2 separate regions of the Mus musculus genome follow, and region 2 is linked to region 1. Evidence: chromatin contacts called from ENCODE Hi-C or POLR2A ChIA-PET data. All regions are on one chromosome and are shown on one strand. Each heading gives the region's core, a stretch centred on a gene start or an enhancer-like site at or near the end of the contact. The rest is flanking DNA. Distances are from core to core; before and after follow the strand shown. Region 1 holds the start of Meaf6 (MYST/Esa1-associated factor 6). Region 2 overlaps Zc3h12a (zinc finger CCCH type containing 12A).

Region 1 (6,280 bases), core at 3,563-6,062:
CGCCACTTACAGCAGCCGACGTGACTGAGGATTTGCTGAAGAGCCGTTCGGCCTCCTTGAACTTCCGGTTCCTCCGGTCGTTTTTGCTATTGGAGTTCCTAAAAACAGAAGAACTTTGGTGTTGTTGTTGTTATAGATTTTTTTATCTTATAGATTATCACTGTGTTTGTGTCTGATGTGGAGGGAGGGCAAGTGTGTGCTATAGGACACTTGTGGAGTGAGTTCTCTCCTGCTACCTCCAGCAAATGAACTCGGGTGGTCCAGCTTCGCAGAAAGCACCTTTACCTGCTGAGCCATCTGGCCATTCTTCTTCTAACCACGTTCAAACTCAGGAATGCCTCTGATGCCCGGAACTTAATGTCAAATGCCTACAAACGGTGATGCCTCCCACTCTAGGAGGTGAGATGATTTTAGATGCTTTATAAGCACTGTCAAGTGTATTTCTTTGATTGTGTGTGGGAGCCCCAGGGACACAGCTATGTCTTGCCTGGCATGAGGACACCAAGCAGCACTATCACGTAAGCGGTAGCCTGGCCTGCCCAACCCAGTCCTGCTCCCCACTCTGTGTTAGTGTGCATTTACAATAATGCTTACTGTCAAAAGGGACTAGTGCAGGGGCTGACAAGAGGGTAATGAGTGCTTGCTGCAAAGCTGGACAATCCCAATTCAGCCCTCAGCCCAGGTAAAGGTGAAAGAAAGGACCAATCCACAAAGCTGTCCTCTGAGCCACATGGTGGCACACACATACCCCAATACACATTCTACAGACACGTATGATAAATGACTTTGTTGTTGTTGTTGTTTTGAGACAGGATCTCACTATGTAGTCTTGAGGCTGGCCTAGAATTATATATGCAGACCAGACCTTAAACTCATATAGAAGTATATGAGCCTCTATCTCCCGAGTGCCAGGATTGAAATGTGTGCCACTCTGACAAGCAAGAAATTTTTTCAATCAAAATATGACTATGAAAAAATAAAATAAAATGAGGGCTGGAGAGATGGCTCAGCAGTTAAAAGCACTGGCTGCTCTTGCAGAGGACCCAGGTTTGATTCTCAGCACCTACATGGAGGCTTACAATTGTCTGTAACTCCAGTCCCAAGGGATCAGATGTTATCCTCTGGCCTCCAAGGGCACTAGGCCACACGTGGTACACAGACATACACACAGGCACAATACCTATATACATAAAATAAATAAGTAAATTGTTTAAAGTGCGTACAGCTGTGTGGGGTGCTGCGTGCCTTTAATCCCAGCACAGAAGAGGCAGAGCAGAGCTCTGGTAGTCGGATTTGTCCACAGGCACCTGTACTCACTAAACTGTCTAGCCAATATGAAGAAATGAACCTGGGCTGGAGAGATGGCTCAGCGGTTAAGAGCAGCGACTGCTCTTGCGAAGGTCCCGAGTTCAAATCCCAGCAACCACACGGTGGCTCACAACCATCTGTAATGGAGTCTGATGCCCTCTTCTGGTGTGTCTGAAGACAGCTACAGTGTACTCACATACATAAAATAAATAATTCTTAAAAAAAAAGAAATGAACTTTTACAGCAGAGCTATCATAGGACCACCCAACAACGTGTCACCCAATAAGACAGAGGTACAGAACCAGAGGGTCACAAGCTGGGACTCAGACTGGGGGTTCAGCTCAGCAGCAGAGCACTTGCCCAGCATGCTCAGCGCCCTGCGCTGTAGCCCCTGCAGCAATGGACAAAGAACAGAGCCCTTAAAGCAGGAGCCTGCAGGCCACGAGGACATTCACCTACAGTCCCAGCACTCGGGAGGCAGAGCCATGTGGATCTCTGTGAGTCAGAAGCCAGCCTGGTCTACACAGAGAAACCCTGTCTCCAAACAAACAAACAAACAACAACAAAATATTAATGAGACATAACTGCCGAAAGCCACTGGATCCAGGATCAAAAAAAGAGTAGCAAAGCATTGTGGGGCCAACCAAGGGAATCTGAAGGAATCCGTGTTAATGTTTAAGCTATAAGCATCCGAGTTATATGCAGAGATGCCTTGCTCTTCTCAGGAAGTAACTGATAATATATTTAGAGGCAGAGATTCGTGGTGTAAGCGCCTAACTCTTCAATGGTTAGCAGGGAGAGAAAGCACGGGCAAACAGCAATGTAACCACAGAGGAGGAGCAGGGAGGAGACCCTGTGACGGCGGAATGGGTCTGCATCTTTATACACACACTAATCAGAGGGCAGCTTTCCACCAGTGGCCCTTGCTTTCTACCTTGTTGAGACAGAGGCAATCTGGTTATTTGGACAGCACTACATAGTTCAGGCTGTCCTGCAAACTTCCCAAGTGAGCGATTCTCCTGTCCCCAAATCCCACCACATATGCTAAAATTCCAGACGTGCATTTACACATGTGTGTTAAATGGCAGGGGTGGGGGTGGGGGTGGGGGATGGTCCAAAAGTTCAGTAGACAGAGTCTAATCCCCTGGGGCTCCGTTACAGGTAGCTGTAAGGCACCTAACAGTGATGCTGGGAGTCGAACTCCTGTCCTCTGCCAGAGCAGTGTGTGCTCTTAACTGCTGAGCCATCTCTCCTGTTGCCAGTTGTGCCTTTTAACACAGGTTCTGGGAACTGAGCTCCGGTCATCAGGCTTGTACACCAAGCGCCTTTACTCACCGAGCAATATCTCCTGGGCCTGGTTTCACATCCTGTAGTTATACACATACGTTAAAATGCCATACCCACCCCCACCCCCACCCCCACACAGCCAATCTTGATTTCCTGATTTTGATGATACTCTATAGTTACGTAAAACGTAACCATCAGAGAAAACTACGTAAGCACACACAAGCCATGTCTATTGTTTGTACAGCTTTCTATCGCCATCTGTAAATTATTTCCAAACAAAAGGTTCTTAAGCACACAGAGAAGTTTTCGTACTTCAGAGAGAGCATGCACCCACAGTGAGTTAGCAACTCATGAATACATGGGAAAAACACTAACTGGTCATGCACATTCTCATCTCAGTTTTCCTACAGATTTGAAAAATTCCTCACAAGCGTAGGCATTTTTATACAATCGCATGACTGAGCTGACAGTGGTAACAATGAACTTGGAGGTAGAACAAAGATCGTAATGGCACAGCGTGGCTGATGAAAATGTGGAAGACAGTTCGGTCACAGGCTGTACTTCACTTACACCCACACATCCCTGCACCATGGGCCCTATTTTCTTTCATCACAAATACTGGCTTCCCCAAGGTTTCTCCGTGAGCCGTCAGAGTACAAGTTCAAGCTTAGACCCCATTCCACACTACGGCTCTACCATCTCCTTGCAGAGTAAATGCCAAAAGCAAATGTCCCAAGCTGGACATGACAGTCCATACCTTTAAATCTATCAGTCAGAAGTCAGAGGGAGAAAGAGCTATGTGATCTGTGAATCCGAGGCCAGCCTGCTTTACTTAGTGAGTTCCAGGCTAACCAGGGCTACATAGTAAGACCATGTTTTAAATCAAAACAAAAATCCTGCAGCCAAATATTAGTAGAGGATAAAATGGAGAGATACTATTAGATTTTTTTTTCTTCCAGACAGGGTTTCTCTGTATAGCCCTGGCTGTCCTGGAACTTACTCTGTTGACCAGGCTGGCCTCGAACTCAGAAATCTACCTGCCTCTGCTTCCCAAGTGCTGGGATTAAAGGCGTGCACCACCAGTGCTCAGCTAATACTACTAGATTTTGACACTCACTTTTGATTGGTCAAATACCGATCCCAGCCACGGATAATATTGCCATACATCTGAGTGTCTTCCAGGTAGCTTCCTTCAAAAGCATATATCTGTCTCTCCAAGTTTGCAAGTGTTTCCTAGGTGATGAAAACAGGGACAGGGAAAAACAAGCATTAAGCAAACTGAAATTCCGTCACAGACTTGTAAAGTCAAGCTTACCCACAATGAACCATTTCTGTGGAAGTGTAGGGGTGATGGACCCCTTTATAAATAGAATGAAATGTATAGTCTATCCTCAGAAAATGCACACACATGCAAGATTTTGCATCTACTTCAGAGGCAAAACCTAGCTGTCACGAGCAGGGATGAGACAGACCGTGAGCTGTCTCCATTCTCACTCACTAAATGTGTTGCTACCAGCAGCGAGAAGGGTGAACAGCTTTTCAAAAGCATCTCTTCTACATCAACTGCTTCCTCCCTGCTAGCTCTGGAAGGGCCGCCCGCAGTGGATGCCGGTTGCTATGGAAACCTGGAAGGGCAGCTTCAGGTGAGCTTTGCCTCCCGGATGCTCGCCGTAAAAGGCGGGAGCCTACAGGGCAGTCAGCAGGGTGCCGGCGGCTCCTGGTGCGCGTCACCAATCCAAATTCCCTAGGCTGCGTCTTGGGTCTCCCGCCAGCCCCGTTCCTTGGCATCCTCAAATACACCACATTCCCCGGCCATTGAAACGCGCCGCCCATGGAATCCATCGTGCATCTTCTCCAGGCCGGGGTCTAGCCGCCTCCTTTCCAACCGCTAACCCGACCTGAGCGTCGTCCCCGCCTCCTGCCTCTCGCCCTTCCCGCGCCCTCACCGCCCCGCCCCGCCCCACTGAGCGCAGGCCGGGAACCGCGCCGCCGCAGGGAACCGCGCCGCGCCCGGCCGCCCAGAGCGCCCAGACCCTGGCTGCCCGCCGTCCTCGCCTCCGGAGCTGCCTGCGAGGCCAAGTGGGGACGGCGTCCAGGCCTCGGCCACTCACCGCCAGCTCCTGCTTCCGCTTAACCAGCTCGGCCAGCTCCCGCCGGGTGTCTGGGATCTGCGGCGGCGCCGTCTTGTTGTGCATCGCCATGTTGGGCTCAAGCGGCGGCGGAGGCGGCGGCGCGCGACCAGTAGGCGGACCCTGCGCACTGTCGCCGCTGGCCGCCAGGGGGCGCGACCCCCCACACCGCGCCTGCGCGCGCGGCTTCCGGGGAAGCTGGCCGGCTCAGCGCGCGAAAGCCGGCGCGGAGAGGCGCTTGTACGTGTGGGACCTTCCTTGCTGCTCCACTGTGGGCCTCTGAGCTTAACAGACACCCACAGACATTCACTACATCGAGAACCCAGCTGCAGCATAGGCCTGTTGAGTATTCCATATGTCTCCCGGCAGACGAGGTCCTTGCAACACCACCCAACTGCAGGTGGAAAACCTGAGCAAGGTTCCGCCCACCAACCGGGTTGCAGAGAAGATCCCCAAACCAACATCTTGCTGGGTTTAGCACAGGCAAGCAGATCTCCTGTTGTACGTGGTTTGCCGGAGGGGAAGGATTATGAAAGAATTAGCTTCTATCTTCAGATCCAGAACTGTATCCAGGCTGGTATTGAACAGAAACAGACCGTGAGTTTATCGTCCTGCCTCTGCCTTCCCACTGCTGGGATTCCATGTGTTGAGCATGCCCGCTGTTAATAGGTGCTGGGGATGGATCTCAGGACAGACGAAGCAAGCACTCTACAGGTACACCCTGAGCCCACCTCTGCATTCTCAGTGCTCAGCAACGTCACTCGTAGTTTAGGTGGCGTTCTTTGCCCCCATGGGTGGATGTCCTTGGGTTTCTATGCCCTAGATGTATATTGTTCAACAGGTATGAGAAATTCTCAATTTTCTAAAACTCCTCTTGCCTAATTTTCTCTCTCACAAACCTCTTCACTAATCTCTTGTTCCTCTCCAGTAGTACATGCCTATAATTCTAGCACCCAAGAGGCCGCGGTAAAAGAAGCAGGAAGGTCAAGGTACTACATAGTATTTGGGCCAGTAAGACTATATAAGACAGTTTCACCACCACCCCCCAAAAAAGAAAGTCAAGGCTGTAGATGAAACTCAGTTGGTAAAATATCTGCCTAAGCCCAAGCTTGCACAAATCCCTGAATTTGAGTCTAGCATCTCTTCCTTTCCTGCCAGCCTGGCCCACAGAAGAACCTCCCAGGGCCAGGCATGGTGGCACATGTCTTTATTCCCAGCACTCAGGGGACTCGAAGACAGACAGGACAGCTGTTTTGAGGGGGAAAAAATCAAGATGAGCCTCAACTACACAGAGAATTTGAGGCTAGCCTAGGCTCAAAAAAATAACAATCAGACCTTGGAAATTTTCTTTTTATGTCTATGAGTGTTTTGCCTGCATGTATGTCTCTGTACCATATGCATGCAATTCCCAAGAAGACCAGAAGACATCAGATCCTCCTGGGACTGGAGGAATAGTTGTAAGCTGCCATGTGGGTGCTGGAGATTGAACCAGGGTCCTGGGGGAGAGCTCTGATCCATCCTCTCTCCAGCTTTTCCCCCTGCCCCGTTTTAATGAC
Region 2 (7,002 bases), core at 1,728-4,227, 38 kb before region 1:
GCCGCCTTTGCATATCTCTCAAGGAATGGGGTGGGGTGGAGGCAGAATGGGAGCCAGGCTGCCTCTGACCTTAAGGAGCCCTGATTTCTCCCTTCTATCCAGGCCGCACCCTCCAGCTCTGCTTTCTCCCAGCTCCCTGCACAGCGGGCTGGTGAGTCAGGACTGGGTGGATAAAGTACAAGGAAAAGATCCTGTTGGCAGGGACCAGGGGAGACCCCAGCAAAAGAACAGGAAGAGGAGAAGTCTCCTTTCTAGATCCCCTGAGGGCTCTCCCAAGAGGACTGCCCAACTTGTTATGATGTCAGCTTCTTCGCCACCTGGCTCCTGGTCCTACCTACTCCCAGCCCAGCTGGGTCAAGTGAGCTGTCCAGCTGGTCCTGGCCCTACTTAGCTGGTTCATGGAGGCAGCCCTTCTCTACCACCTTTGGGTCTGTTGTCACATCTTTAAAATGGGCCGATCCTGGGCTGGAAGGCTGAGAAATGCTGGCTTCTCTGCCAGAGGGCAGAAGGGTCAACTGGTTACCTTCCGAGTCTCGAGTTCTCTCTGAGGTCCTGAATTAGGAGGGGGGTCTGACTTCCCCTGAGAGTCCTAGGCTGGGTGTTAGGAGTCTTGTGGGCAGCCATGTGCTCTGGGTATTTGTTTCTGGGCAGGAGGAGGAGGGGCCTGGGTGGGAGGAGGGGCAGTAGTGGAGGGGTTCAAGAGAGCTGATACCAAAGAGACAGACAGCCACTGTCTGCCCTCTTGCCTGCCTGCCTATCTGCTGGGGGTTTCTGAGCTAGGGTGGCCACGGAAGGGGAATTCCAGCCTCACACTTCCTGTCTCAGCAGCTGCTTGGTTCCTACCCTGCTGCTACACACACACACACACACACACACACACACAGACACACACAAGGGCAGGCCGGCTAACCCCCACCATATGCAAATCGTGGGGAAATTCACCTCTGTTTCCTTCTAAGGGAATTTTCCTCCACAGGAGTTAGGCCCAGCCCAGGTTGTTCTCTCCACCTGGGGAGGCTAGCCCTGCCTTGTCCTTGGGCAGGAATGGGAGCTTTCCAGAGTCACGGCCCTGTCAGGGTGGGGGGCCCTGAACTGTGGACCAGCAGGACTCTGTGGGTGGGAGGAAGTTGGTTTTCCTAGGCCAACCAGGCTTCCTGCATTGCAGTGAGCTGAATGAGCTGTCCAGGCGGTCTGGGCCTCAGGCCTCAAGGGCTCTCCCTGCCAAGAATAGGGCTCTGACTACCTGCTGAGGGAACTGTCCCAGTGCCAGCACTGCTGAGGGCAGACGTGTCCCCAACCTGGGTTTTAAATGCCCACAGGCGGTATACAGCCTAAGCACCCTGGCGTCTTGAGATCCTCCAACTTGTCTTTGCTGGTCCAGGGAGGGCTCGTGAGTCCACATGTGGACACTGCACGCTCAGGACAGCGAGCCATGGGGCAGATGCTTACCTCACACCTGAGCGAGGCAGTGTGATGGGACAGCAGTGGGCATTGTGAAGCCCCAGACTGGGCCCTGCCCTGGCAGGTGCGGAGGTGGGGTGGGGTGGAGTGGGGAGGGGTTCTCGGAGGTTTTGACATATCACTTGGCTTCCAGAAAGAAGAGAAGAATTGGCAGCAAATGGCTCATCATTTCTCTGTCTGTGGGGCGGGGAGGCATCTCCCTCTCCATATGCAGAACACACACCATCATTGATAATTGAGTTCAGAAACTGCTCTTCTCCCACATGAACTTTGGGTCTTCTGTAAGGGACAGCCAGCGCTCCAACCAGTAGCCCCACTCCCTGGTTCAGTTTTCACCACTTGGCAGTAGCCAGGGAACTTGTCCAAGTGACGGAAGTCTTCCTTTCTAGACAGAGTGATGGTCAAGGTGGACTCCGTGCCTTTCCCACCTATCAGGGCTGTTGGTACCTAAGCAACAACAGGGTAGTTCTGATCACTGGCTACTGTGTGACCCTAGTGACTACTAAGTTACCCTCTCTGGACCACAGGAGCGGAGGCAGTGTACTTCTGGTTTTGCTTGCTGATGATTCCGTGTAGAGCGCGGAATGGCCAGGTTTGCAGCTCCCTGTGAATGTTAACCGACTTATGAGCAAGCCGCCTGGGACCAGGAGGGCGCGAGGGCTCCCTTGGGGTGGGCTTTCTTCCTCTCCAACTCAGAGACCTCTAGCTAGACCTTGGAGCCTTGCCCTGAGATAGTGTCCATTCCCACTCTGTTCTCTTGGGGCTCAAGCTATCGCTCCCCCAAAGCCACCCACAGGATGTGGTCTGCCATGGACTTGCCTCTTTTGCGTAACATGTATTCTGTTTTATTTGCCAAATATGAGTCTGAGTCGCTCACTCTCCCCAGAGTAACAAGAGGCAGGGCTTTCTGGGGAGGGAGCCCCAAGCTCCAGTCCTCCTTCAGCACTCCCAGAAAATCCACCTTGCCAGCGCCTCTGGCCTCAAGCCTTAGGGAGCTCTGTGTCCCTGGGGTGAAAGAGCTTGTCTGCAAAAGCTGTCCACCAAGCTTGTGGGCAGAGACACAGACCAGGGCAAGCAGCTAGGCTGCTTCCGAGGAAAGCCGTGTTTAGATAGAACAAGGCCAGGGCCTGATGCCCCAGCCCTCCTGTGAGCAGAGTTCCCCAGTAATTTCCTGCCCATCATCTGCCAGGGGTCACGCCCTCCCTGGGGCGGGGGGTAGGGGAGGGCAGGGAGGGGCAGGGCAGTCTTTGCAGGGAACAGGCCTCTTAAGAGGAAAAGAGGTGGCCTTTCACTTTCACACGGAAAAGCTCCTGGTGCTGTTATTTCCTGACCCCTTGTGGAAGGACGCTCCCCGTGCCCCTGAGACCTCATGCAGACTGAACTTTAATCCTCAACAGTCTGGTTTCTCCTGCTTAACATGGCCGGTGCCTCCCTCCCCCGCCTCCCTTGCTGGTGCCTCCTTGCTGTGTAGTGTTGAGGGAAAGAGGTGACTCAGCCTGCATGTGCACATCCACGTCCCCGTGGTCCCTGCAGCTTGGGTGGGGCAGGATCCCCAAGTCTCCCATCACTTTTCCCCACCCCCAGGTATGTTGCAAATGGCCCGACCCTCCCCCTCTACGTGGGGAGCCAGTGTGGCTAGATTCCTGGGTGGATCCACGCTTTTAGGAGATGGAATCTTAGGGAAAGTCCCTTCCAGGGGCTGGCCATCAGGCACTGTGGGAACCGGCCCAGGGACAAGACCTTAGGCCCTACTGGCAGAGGGCCATGGGCTGAGTCCTACAGTTGCCCAGCAAGGCCAAGCAGGGCTAGATTGTGGCTCCCTTCTTACTTTTGCTCTGACCGGACTGACTACATACAGACTGGCTACTCTGTGAGCTAACCTTTCCCTCCTCTGCCAGCCATGGGAACAAGGAAGTCTTCTCTTGCCGGGGCATTCTGCTGGCTGTGAACTGGTTTCTGGAGCGAGGCCACACAGATATTACCGTGTTTGTGCCATCTTGGAGGAAGGAACAGCCTCGACCAGATGTGCCTATCACAGGTATGTATGCCCTCTGGAAGTAGGATAGCCTCACTCTACTAGGGACCCTGGTGCTTCCCCAAAGGGTCCTTAAATAGGGTCAGCACCTTCTAAACTGTAATGAGGACCAGCCTGTCTTTTTCAATTCTTGTTGCTTTCAGCAGCCCAGTTCAGGCAGGAAATGGCTGGAAGTCACCTTGTGTCGCTTTGGGATGCCTTCCTGATCCTATTGGAGTGGGGTGTCCCTTCTTCAACATCCCCGGTGGCAGAGGGACAGTGTAGCTTCATATTTGAAATTGTGGGTGCTGGGCCAAGAAGACAGGGTAAAGGGCTTGGCCCTAAGTTACTCAGGTAAGGGCTTCAAGTAGACATTAGCTGTGGGCTCTTCCATCTGTGAAATGGGACAGGGTAGAGGTGGCATCCTCCAAACACTGCTGAAGGAGCAGTTGAGAATGGTACAGAAGTGCTTAACTCAGTGCAGTGTGAAAGCTCGGCATAGTGTGAATGCCCAGCTGCGACCATTGCTCTCATGAAAGCCCCCACCTTGAGGAGGAGGGAGTGACAAGAGGCAGCTTTTTAAGAAGTCTGCATAGGCTGGAGAGATGGCTCAGTGGTTAAGAACACTGACTGCCCTTCCAGAGGTCCTGAGTTCAAATCCCAGGAACTACACGGTGGCTGACAACCATCTGTAATGGGATCTGATGCCCTCTTCTGGTGTGTCTGAGCTACAGAGTACTCTAAATAAATTATTAAGAAAAAAAAATAAGGTTGGCTTAGATAAAAACCATAGACTACATTTTAAAAAAAAAATAAAGAAGTCTGCAAATCAGGGCCATGCTAGGGGCTTCTAGGCCTTTTCTGAACAGAGCTGGGAGTGTTGTTTTGAGTGTGTAGAGGACAGGGCCAAGACACTTCTTCCTGGACCCCTGTGGTACAGGCAAGGCACACAGGTCGGAGGGGAAGTAGGAAGAGCCACTCTTGGCTCCGCACTCTTGCTGAATGTGATGGCCCTGCATAGAGATGCACTTGGTTTTCACACAGCTGGTTTCCGTCCTCTTGGAACTGGTGTGAACAGCCTCTCATCCCGGCCACTGTGAGCCATGGGACCCTGTGGGTCCATCTTAGGGTCTCCAATGGGCCCTGACCTGCAGCTCTGCTCATCCCCCAGACCAGCACATCCTTCGGGAACTAGAGAAAAAGAAGATCTTGGTGTTCACGCCATCCAGGCGGGTCGGCGGCAAGCGCGTGGTGTGCTATGATGACCGCTTCATTGTGAAGCTGGCCTTCGAATCCGACGGAGTGGTGGTCTCCAATGACACGTACCGAGACCTCCAAGGCGAGAGGCAGGAGTGGAAACGCTTCATCGAGGAGCGGCTGCTCATGTACTCCTTCGTCAATGACAAGTACGTTACTGCTGGGGACTGGCTCTGCTGGGCCCACAGGCTGGGCTGCAGCTTTCGGGGTGACATGAGTTGCAGGGAGAAGGCTAGGGACAGTGGAACTTTTTGATAGGGAGCCTGGGAGTTGAAGCTGGCCCGAGACAGAACCAATTCGTTCCTAGGTGGCTCTCTCAAGAAGGTCTATGGCCACACACATCCCAAGATACACTTAGCCTTCCTGATAGCCTCATAGTTCCCAGCCTAGGGAGTGCCCCGAAGGCGACCCTGGCCTATACCCTCTGGACTGAGGGATCCCCTCCTCCTCTGGGGTGACCCAACTGCAAACTCAGAAGACTTTAGGGGCATCCTGCAGACAAGCATCTTGGGAGCTGGCTATCTAACCCTTTCCTTGGTTCCTCTTCACGACTTCTGTTTCCTGAGCGTTCTGCTTCACCTACCACAGGTTCATGCCCCCTGACGACCCTTTAGGACGGCATGGGCCTAGCCTGGACAACTTCCTTCGTAAGAAACCACTGCCTTCTGAGCACAGGAAGCAGCCATGCCCCTATGGTGAGACCCAGCTCTGTCCTCAATAGTCTTACTTACCCTACCTTTCCTCTTGCCTGTCCCATCCCACTTAGGCCCGCCCGTGGCTTCCTTGTGGGGACCCCCTGTTCTAGACCACCTGAATCCCAAGTCTGTGCCTCGTCCTCGCTCTGACCCCATTTAGACACCCTCTCTGTTCTTGCAGGGAAGAAATGTACGTATGGAATCAAGTGCCGATTTTTCCACCCTGAGCGGCCAAGCCGTCCCCAGCGCTCTGTGGCCGATGAGCTCCGTGCCAACGCTCTCCTCTCACCTCCCAGGACTCCAGTCAAGGACAAAAGTAGCCAGAGGCCTTCCCCTGCCTCTCAGTCCAGCTCTGTGTCCCTAGAGGCTGAACCAGGCAGCCTGGATGGGAAAAAGCTGGGTGCCAGGTCATCTCCGGGTCCCCACCGAGAAGGCTCACCGCAGACCTGTGCTCCAGCTGGCAGGAGCCTCCCTGTTAGTGGGGGCAGCTTTGGGCCCACAGAGTGGCTTGCACACACCCAGGACTCACTCCCATACACCTCCCAGGAGTGCCTTGATTCAGGCATTGGTTCCCTGGAGAGCCAGATGTCAGAATTATGGGGCGTGCGAGGAGGCAGCCCTGGGGAGTCGGGCCCCACTCGGGGCCCCTATGCAGGTTATCACAGCTATGGATCCAAGGTCCCAGCAGCACCTTCCTTTTCTCCTTTTAGACCAGCCATGGGTGCTGGCCACTTCAGTGTCCCCACCGACTATGTGCCCCCGCCACCCACCTACCCATCCAGAGAGTACTGGTCTGAGCCGTACCCATTACCCCCACCCACTCCTGTCCTTCAGGAGCCCCAGAGACCCAGCCCCGGGGCTGGTGGGGGCCCCTGGGGCAGGGTGGGTGACCTGGCCAAAGAAAGGGCTGGTGTATATACCAAGCTGTGTGGTGTCTTCCCCCCACACCTGGTAGAAGCTGTAATGAGACGCTTCCCACAGCTGCTGGATCCGCAGCAGCTGGCCGCAGAGATCCTGTCTTACAAGTCCCAGCACCTCAGTGAGTAAGCCAGAAGGTGGCGCAAGGGGCTGTCGGGCATCACAGATAGCGGTCCCCAGCCCCTGCCTGGCCTACCCTGGAAGCTGGACAGAAGGACAAGTGAAGCAGGCAAGGGAATCCTCAAACCAAAGATACCATAGGATTGGTTCTGGCCCCGCGGCACCCCAACCCGTCCCGCACAGGTCAGAAGTGATCACCCTGTTGATACACATTGTATCTCTGTCATTTAAGGAGACGCTGCCGGTCAGGCCGTCCATCCGTGGCTGATGCCCAAACCCTCTTTTTTTTTTCTCAGAGGGCCGGGTGGGAGGCATGGGGGAGCAGAGGCCTGAGCTGGACCCCACCTTCCACCCTGTCCCTGGGACGCCGGCACCACCGGCTAGTTAGGCACCATGTGCCTGCTCTCTGAGGCCCCCTCAAGCCAATGCGGCCTCATCCCTGTTCACAGGGCATGAGGCTTCATGTTAGTAAGCAAGATGCTTCTTTAAGCCCCTCCCCTGCCCGCTCTGTCCACCTACACACCCCCCCCCCAACCA

Evidence for each region. A loop is a pair of places that touch in the nucleus more often than their neighbours do. ChIA-PET counts read pairs that join two places held with the same protein, here RNA polymerase II (POLR2A).
Region 2: a loop to region 1 is called in a map of heart, with 2.7 times the contacts of the local background. The contact joins the enhancer-like site here to the promoter of Meaf6 in region 1. A Hi-C loop is called at or near these places in 1 of 37 maps with a recorded cell type or tissue (heart). POLR2A ChIA-PET finds 5 or more read pairs at or near these places in 3 of 5 experiments (Patski and embryonic stem cell).

The regions. Positions count from the first base shown.
Region 1 is chr4:125,083,693-125,089,972 of GRCm38, reverse strand. Meaf6 (MYST/Esa1-associated factor 6) reads right to left here and starts at 4,812. Exons shown (of 8, transcript NM_001374123.1): 1 at 4,707-4,812; 2 at 3,713-3,828; 3 at 11-98. The coding sequence starts at 4,796.
Region 2 is chr4:125,118,751-125,125,752 of GRCm38, reverse strand. It overlaps Zc3h12a (zinc finger CCCH type containing 12A), which reads left to right. Exons shown (of 6, transcript NM_153159.2): 3 at 3,360-3,499; 4 at 4,647-4,881; 5 at 5,321-5,427; 6 at 5,609-7,002. The coding sequence ends at 6,474. Among named protein-coding and RNA genes, the nearest start is that of Zc3h12a, 5.6 kb to the left of the region's middle. Within about 2 kb of position 2,977, at least 1 of the 3 ENCODE cell types and tissues checked has a DNase peak (open chromatin) inside an H3K27ac peak, as active enhancers do; it is heart, where a contact is called at or near this core.